2 separate regions of the Homo sapiens genome follow, and region 1 is linked to region 2. Evidence: read pairs that join two places in POLR2A ChIA-PET (ENCODE). Cell type or tissue: PC-9. All regions are shown on one strand. Links, peaks and the distances in the headings refer to the core of each region. The heading gives the core; the rest is flanking DNA.

The links. Peaks named below come from ENCODE experiments on the same cell type or tissue, not always from the same donor. Only the 100,000 strongest peaks of a DNase experiment are listed, where the experiment ranks them.
Region 1: POLR2A ChIA-PET joins it to region 2 with 6 read pairs; 2 of 35 experiments call an interaction of 5 or more read pairs at or near these places.

Annotation. Positions count from the first base shown.
Region 1 is chr7:51,204,955-51,209,350 of GRCh38, reverse strand. All of the region lies in intron 2 of COBL (cordon-bleu WH2 repeat protein), which reads left to right. Among named protein-coding and RNA genes, the nearest start is that of COBL, 110 kb to the left of the region's middle. In PC-9, for the core only: no CTCF peak of the experiment used is centred there; no DNase peak of the experiment used is centred there.
Region 2 is chr7:50,731,332-50,735,727 of GRCh38, reverse strand. It overlaps GRB10 (growth factor receptor bound protein 10), which reads left to right. Exons shown (of 19, transcript NM_001350814.2): 4 at 3,360-3,456. The coding sequence starts at 3,406. Among named protein-coding and RNA genes, the nearest start is that of GRB10, 49 kb to the left of the region's middle. In PC-9, for the core only: no CTCF peak of the experiment used is centred there; a DNase peak (open chromatin) is centred at 1,917; H3K27ac peaks cover 1,249 bases.

The sequences.
Region 1 (4,396 bases), core at 159-4,158, 470 kb before region 2:
ACTGGCACCTGCTCTTCCTTAATCACTTCCTGGAGAGTGGATGAGGGTAAATATTGTCATGGAGATAGCTTTGAGCGTTGTTTGTATCAATGAGAACATTATTGATGCTCTTTTCTTGTAGCATTGGCATGAGAAAGAGGGCACTTTAGGGATTCTTGTAGGATTGGGTTTGCCTGTGGGTTTATGGTTCAGTGTTAGGGCCCTGCAGCTCATGCTCAGGGTCACGGAGGAATGAACGAGTGCCTCTGGCTGATCAGGCACCTAGGGCTTTGCAAATGTTTTTTTTTTTTTTTTTTTTTTTTTTAATTGATCATTCTTGGGTGTTTCTCACAGAGGGGGATTTGGCAGGGTCATAGGACAATAGTGGAGGGAAGGTCAGCAGATAAACAAGTGAACAAAGGTCTCTGGTTTTCCTAGGCAGAGGACCCTGCGGCCTTCTGCAGTGTTTGTGTCCCTGGGTACTTGAGATTAGGGAGTGGTGATGACTCTGCCTTCAAGCATCTGTTTAACAAAGCACATCTTGCACCGCCCTTAATCCATTTAACCCTGAGTGGACACAGCACATGTTTCAGAGAGCACAGGGTTGGGGGTAAGGTCACAGATCAATAGGATCCCAAGGCAGAAGAATTTTTCTTAGTACAGAACAAAATGAAAAGTCTCCCATGTCTACTTCTTTCTACACAGACACGGCAACCATCCGATTTCTCAGTCTTTTCCCCACCTTTCCCCGCTTTCCATTGCACAAAACCGCCACTGTCATCATGGCCCGTTCTCAATGAGCCGCTGGGCACGCCTCCCAGATGGGGTGGTGGCCGGGCAGAGGGGCTCCTCACTTCCCAGCAGGGGCAGCCGGGCAGAGGCGCCCCTCACCTCCCGGATGGGGTGGCTGGCCGGGCGGGGGGCTGACCCCCCCCACCTCCCTCCCGGACGGGGCGGCTGGCCGGGCGGGGGGCTGACCCCCCCCACCTCCCTCCCAGACGGGGCGGCTGGCCTGGCGGGGGGCTGACCCCCTACCTCCCTCCTGGACGGGGTGGCTGCCGGGCGGAGACGCTCCTCACTTCCCAGACGGGGTGGCTGCCGGGCGGAGGGGCTCCTCACTTCTCAGACGGGGCGGCTGCCGGGCGGAGGGGCTCCTCACTTCTCAGACGGGGCGGTTGCCAGGCAGAGGGTCTCCTCTCTTCTCAGACGGGGCGGCCAGGCAGAGACGCTCCTCACCTCCCAGACGGGGTCACGGCCGGGCAGAGGCGCTCCTCACATTCCAGACGGGGCGGCGGGGCAGAGGCGCTCCCCACATCTCAGACAATGGGCGGCCAGGCAGAGATGCTCCTCACTTCCTAGATGGGATGGCGGCCGGGAAGAGGCTCTCCTCACTTCCTAGATGGGATGGCGGCCAGGCAGAGACGCTCCTCACTTTCCAGACTGGGCAGCCAGGCAGAGGGGCTCCTCACATCCCAGACGATGGGCGGCCAGGCAGAGACGCTCCTCACTTCCCAGACGGGGTGGTGGCCGGGCAGAGGCTGCAATCTCGGCACTTTGGGAGGCCAAGGCAGGCGGCTGGGAGGTGGAGGTTGTAGCGAGCTGAGATCACGTCACTGCACTCCAGCCTGGGCACCATTGAGCACTGAGTGAACGAGACTCCGTCTGCAATCCCGGCACCTCGGGAGGCCGAGGCTGGCGGATCACTCGCGGTTAGGAGCTGGAGACCAGCCCGGCCAACACAGTGAAACCCCGTCTCCACCAAAAAAATACGAAAACCAGTCAGGTGTGGTGGCGCTTGCCTGCAATCGCAGGCACTCGGCAGGCTGAGGCAGGAGAATCAGGCAGGGAGGTTGCAGTGAGCCGAGATGGCAGCAGTACCGTCCTGCTTCGGCTCGGCATCAGAGGGAGACCGTGGAAAGAGAGGGAGAGGGAGACCATGGGGCAAGTGCGAGGGAGAGGGAGAGGGAGACTGCAAATGTTTTGAGTTCAGAGACAAAATTTTATTTATTTTAGAGTCTTCCAATTGACCTAGTAACACATTGTACCCACTAGGTGATCTGTAATCGCTTGTTAAATTAAATGTGTACTTTTATGTCAGTTTCCTTCCATTTCCTTAACCAAAAAAAAAAAAAAATGTCCGCTGTACCAAGTACCTATTGGGAAAAGTGATTTTCTTTTTTTTCTTGTGTTTTATTTTCAGCTTTATTGGGAGTGTAATTGACAGATAGAAATGGTATATACTGAAGGTGTATAACTTGATGTTGATATACATATATATTTGTGAAATAGCCACAAAGTAGTTAACACATCCTTCACTTTACAGACTTGTGTGTGTATGTGTGTGTGTGTAGTGAGAACACTGAAGGTTGACTCTCTTAGCACATTTCAAGTATACAGTGCAGTATTGTCAGCTGCAGTCCTCATGGTGGACATTAGACACCAGATCTCCAGAGCTTACTTGTCCTTCGTAACAGAAACTGTGTGTCTTTGACCACCTCCCTATTGCCCAGCCCCTGCAACCACTCTTCTGTTCTCTGCTTCTGGGAGTTCAACTATTTTAGATTCCACATATAAGTGAATCAGGTGGTGTGTTTGTCTTTCTGTCTGGCTTTTACTTAGTGTAGTGTCCTCCAGCTTCATCCATGTTGTCACACGTGGCAGGATTTCCTTCTCTTTTAAGGCTGTGTAATACTTCATTGTATATACGTAACCACATTTTCTTTATCCATTCATCCATTGATAGTCATTTAGGTTACTTCCACTTCTTGGCTATTGTGAATACTGCTGCAATAGATACTGCGAATAGCGCTGCAATAGATATGGGAGTGCAGATATCTCTTAAAAATTCTGATTTCATTTTCTTTCTTTTTTTTTTTTTTTGAGACAGAGTCTCGCTCTGTCAACCAGGCTGGAATATAGTGGCGCGATCTCGGCTCAGTGCAATCTTTGCCTCCTGGGTTCAAGCAATTCTCCTGCCTCAGCCTTCCGAGTAGCTGGGATTACAGGCATGTGCCACCACGCCTGGCTAATTTTTGTATTTTTAGTGGAGATAGGGTTTTGTGTTGTTGGCCAGGCTGGTCTTGAACTCTTGACCTCAGGTGATCCACCCACCTTGGCCTCCCAAAGTGCTAGGATTACAGGTGTGAACCACCGTGCCTGGCCCATTTTCTTTAGAAATATGTACCCAGAACTGGGATTGGTGGGTTATATGGTAATTCTATTTTTAATTTTTTGAAGAACCACCAGACTGTTTTCCATAATGGCTGTACCAATTTACATTCCTGCCAGCAATGTTCAAGGTTTTCCTTTTCTCCACATTCTCACCAACACTTGCTATTTTTTGTCTTTTTGATAAAATTGCCATTCTAACAGGTGTGAGGTGATATTGTGGTTTTGAATTGCACTTTCCTGATGGTGATGTTCAGTATACCTGTTGACCATTTGTATGTCTTATTTTGAGAAATATCTATTCAGATCCTTGGCCCATTTTAAGGGAGTTATTTGCTATTGAGTTGTTTGAGTTCTTTATCTATTTTGGATATTAACCCCTTAATTGGATATGTGGCTGTCAAGTATTTTCTCCCATTCCATAGATTGCACTTCTCTCTGTTGACTGTTCCTTTGCTGGACAGAAAGAAGCCTTTTAGCTTGATGCAGTCCTATTTGTCTATTTTTGCTTTTGCTCTCTATGCTTTTAGTGTCATATCTGTAAAAAAAAAAAAAACAAAAAACCAAAAAACAAAAACAAACAAACAAAAAACTGCCCAGACCAATGTCATGAAGCTTTTTCCTGTGTTTTCTTCTCACAGTTTTATGGCTTCAAATCTTATATTTAAGTGTTTATAATCTATTTTGAGTTTTTTTTTTTCTGTATAGAGTGAGATAAGGGTCAGATTTCATTTTTCTGCATATGGATATTCAGTTTTCCTGGCACTATTTATTGAAGAGATGGTACTTTCCCCATTGTGACTTCTTGGCATCCTTGGCAAAGATCTGCTGACTCTTAATGCATGGATTTATTTTTGGGCTCTCTATTTTGTTCCATTAGTCTACATGTTTGATTTTCTGCAAGTACCATGCTGTTTTGTACACTATAGCTGTGTAAGATATTTTGAAGTCAGGATGTTTGATACCTCCAGGTTTGTTCTTCTTTCTTAAGATATCTTTGAGTATTCAAGATCTTTTGTTGTTCTTTATGAGTTTTTGCATTGTTTCTTCTCTGTTTCTGTAAAGAATGCCAATGGGATTTTGATAGGGATTGCATTGAATCTGTAGATCTTTTTGTGAGATATGGAAATTGTAACAATATTAATTCTTCTAATCCATGAACACAGGACAGCTTTACATTTATCTGTGTCTCCTTTGATTTCTTTCATCAATGTATTATAATGTTCAGTGTACCAATCTTTCACCTGTT
Region 2 (4,396 bases), core at 300-4,299:
AAATTTTTTAAATCTGTCTAGTTTTAATTAGTTTTTATTAGTTTTAATGAGTTTGACCATAAGGTAAGATTTTCATAAACTTTTTAGAGTCCTTTACAGTTTTTCATTGAATAGCAGATCACTTTTTTTAAGGAAACCCTGTTACTCAGACACATGGGCCCACATTCTGGCCCTGCATCAGTGTGCTTTCATTTTCATGTTCAACCTACAGAAAAACCTAAATCATCCCCTTTCAATCTTAGCCAGCTTGCTCACAGAACTTCACAAGATCAGCCCTTCACACACCCTCAGCTCTGTTTCTGCAAAAAAAAATATCATTAGGATATTGATAGGGACTGCATTGAATTTGTAGATTGCTTTAGGTAGTATTTCATCTTAACAATATTAGTTCCTCCAACACAGCATGTCTTACCGTTTATTTATGTCTTTATTCTTTTAGCAATGTTTTAGTTTTCAGTGTACAAGTAGTTCACCTCTTTGATTACATGTATTTCTAAGTATTTTGTTATTTTTGATGCTATTGTAAATGGAATTGTTTTCTTAATTATCTATTGGATTGTTCTTAATTTATAAACACAAATGGTTTTTGCGTGTTCACTTTGTATCCTGTACCTTTGCTGAACTCATTTACTAGCTCTGATAGTTTTTTATTATGGAATCTTTAGGGTTTTTACATATAAGATTATGTCATATGTCATCTCTGAACCTTGATGATTTTAGTTCCTCCTTTCCAATTTGGATCCCTTTTATTTCTTTTTCTTGTCTCAGTGCTCTGGCGAGGACTTCCAATACTATGTTGAATAGAAGTGGTGAAAGTTGGCGTCTTTGTCTTGTTCCTGATCTCAGGGGAGAAGCTTTTCATCTTTCACCATTAAGCATGATGTTAGCTGTGGATTGGTTACATTTTATTAGAGACCAGAGATAGCCCAGCCCTCTTACTGTATCTAACTATAGTTTACTTGTCCCAAGGAAACTGTTCCACTGGGCTTATGGGACACACATTTTCCTGGCGGAGAAGCCATCTCCTTTGGCAAATACTTTCAAAGGTGATATTTAGGTAATAAAATTGGCATATTAAGTGATATTTTTGACAGTCTTAACACACATTAAGTTTGAAACTTCAGGGAGAAAATAAGAACATATTTCTATATGTCAAACACATCCAGGAATTCCAGAAGGCATATTAGTGAGGGCCAGTGAGTCTCCACGGATGAGCTGGGAGACTGGGAGATGACCACAGCAGGGAGGCGTGCGGCGTGCGTGGGGGGTGTGGGCAGCCTGGTGGGATGTGGCAGAACTGTCACCCAGCGGGCAAGGTGGCCAAGAGGACACTCCTTCCTCTCCCAGGCCCTCAGAGATGTGGGCGAAGGGGAGAGAAACAGGTCCTTGCAGTTAGGGGAGAAGGCAGAAAGAGTGTTTAGAGATGGGGCTAGGACATGGGAGGTGGTGGGGTGAGGTAGAGAGTGAGGAGTCGCACAAGAGTGTGTTTGCTGGTGTGGAAGGCAGAGGCCGCCTGGCTGCCCGCAGGAGACATCCAGGCATGGTCCTGCGATCTGGCAGCAAATGATTTGGGGCACTGATCCACCTCAACGGCTAGGGGTGACGGCCTGTCCAGTGAACCCAAACCGATATGTGTATGAAAATAAATAAATATATGTTTAAATATATAAATATTTATATTCATATGTATTCAATATATAAAGATTTATTTTAAGGAACTTGCAAGTTTGAAATCTGCAGAGCAGGCAGGCTGGAAACTCAAGCAGGAGTTTGCTACAGTCTTAAGCTAAATTCTTGTTTCTCTAGGAAATCTCAGTGTTTGCTCTCAAGGCCTTCTGTGGATTGGGTAATGCCTCTGTTAAGGGTCATTTCCTTTAAGCCAAGTAACTGTAGACATTAACCACACCTACAGAATACCTTCATGGCAATAGCCAGACTGGTGTTTGACTAAGTGACTGGGAATTAGAGCCTGGACTGTTGACGTGTAACACCAGCTACCCCGAGGACAGGCTGACTGTGAGCCGGAGAAGGCTGAGGCCTTGGGGCTGCTGATCATGGCAGAGGTGAAGGGTGGATGCGGGCACAGTTCTCACTGAGTAGGTTGGGGACGTCTGAGCCAGGTCATGGACCTGCTCCCTTCATTGTGCCAGTACTTCCACTGCTATTGACTGCTTCCTTTCAGCCCCAGCAAAGTGTTCTGGGGCGTTCTTTGGTGATTTGAGGGATTCTAGAGAAACTCTTGCAGAAAACATGGTTGGTAGTAAATTTTACAGATCTGGGATGCTTCTGTTCCTTTTAGCTGTGATGAGAATTCCCTAGTGATTTTATATTTTGGGTCTGTGTTAGTTTAGTAAGGCTGTCATAACAAAGTGCCACAGACTGGGGAGGGGGCGAGGGGACTTAAATAGCAGAAATCCATTTCCCGCAGTCTGGATATTGGAAGTCCATGATCAAAGGTATCGGCCGATTTGGTTTCTCCTGAGGCCTCTCTCCTTGGCTTGCAGATGTTCATTTTCTCAAGGTGTCCTGACATGGTCTTCTCTCTGTACAAGTCTGTGTTCTAATATTCTCTTCTTACAAAAACACCGCTTGTATTGGATTAGGGCCCACCCTCATCATCTCATTTTAACTTAGTGACGTGTTTAAAGACCCTCCTTCCAAATACAGTCACATTCTGAGGTACTAGGAGTTAGGGCTGCAGCTTAGGAACTTTGGGAGGATACAGTTCATCCCATAACAGGGTCTTGTCTTGATTTTTGTTGTTGTTATTCTGATTGTTAGAATTAATATCCCTCATTTTATTCGGTACTAGGTGCCGTGGCCCACAGGGGAGAGTATGTAATGAGTTTGTCAGGTTGGATGTCCACTGAGAATTCCGATTTGTTCTATGGCTTGTGGAGCTAGTGTTCACTCAAATGATGTTCTGTGGTCCTGTCCCCAAACACACACACACAACCCCTTCTGGGCTTCTTTGGAATTTGTCTGAATCCCTATTTGCGAAAGCTTGATGAAGTTTGCAGGGTGTTAATAGATGGTATAGGGAAGAAGGGTGAGGCAGTGCAGGAGAGTGCTGGGAATGTGTGAGTTAAATTTAGAGGGTCTGATGTCACCCTCACCACTCTGGGCACCCTTCTACCCCACAGACTTTTGACCTCACAGATGACCTCTCAGGGCACCATAGTTGGGGACCATCTCTGCATGTCAGCAAAAAGCTGGTGCCCCGAGCAAGTGTCCTTACTGAACCTACAAGCTAAGACCAAGAGCTGCCCATTCAGACATGTCACACTTGAACCAGCCATAAGTAGTGGATTTTTTTTTTTTTTTCTGGCTTGGCTTCTCACAGTCTGTCTTTATTCCAGGTGCTGCAGCGCAGTAAATGTAATTTGAAGAAGGCAGAAGGAACCCATGGCTTTAGCCGGCTGCCCAGATTCCTTTTTGCACCATCCGTACTACCAGGTATGGGCGAGCACATATATCTGATCCTGGCCCGATGGTGCTGGTCGAGGGCCAGGGCACACATGTCGCCAGCAGCCATGGATCGTTTCTGTAGCTCTCAGGTCACTAGGACACGCTGGAGCAGGGGCTGGTGACAAGTCCCATGGTGCAGAGGCCCACTGCCCTTTCTGCCTCGGTCTTCTGTGTCTTGCTTTGCCTTGTAAGATAGCGTGGTCATATTCCCGTTTGACTGTGCGTACTTTTCTAAAAGAGTTTGGTTGTAGTACAGAGTTGCCCCCTGAGAGCCGGGCTTCCGTGTTTGGAATGAAGCAAGCACTCACTGTGTTTTTCACCTTCTGGGTCGGGCCAGACACTCCTGATGACGGGTTCTGCAGTGATGGTGGTTGTCGGGACATTCACCTGGACACATGTGCTCACGCGTGAGGGAGTGGGAAGGAGAAAGGGCTTGGTGTCTTAACAGATGTTCTAGAGGGAGTCCTCTCCACAGATTGGCTCTTTCCTTTCCTGAGAGCCCTAGGTGGAATTTTGTGGGAGAACAAGTTCATTTCTGTTCCTTCACTTTCTCTAGCTCTTCTTCATGGGCTGCTAGAACAGTTTCATCTGCAAGTTCCCTTCATCTTCTGAAACAGATTTTATTTGAACTTTCACTTGGTGTAGACAGATTCATTGTTAGGGGATGGTCTTTGGTTCTTTAGATTTGATTCGCGAATCCTGGTTCATCCTTACTCGTGATTTGTCATTGGAAGTACTTACACCATCTCTCCCAGGCCTGTGACTTTTCGGCTGGAGCAGTCCTAGGTTTGGAAGTCCTTTTATATGTTCAGGCTGTGGTCAGCTTTTTGCACTTCTTTGAACTTATTTTCTCTCTTAGTCTGTGAAGTCTCTTTTTAGCTACTGTGATGAGAAATTGCCTACAGCATTATGGCTGCAAAAAGATGCC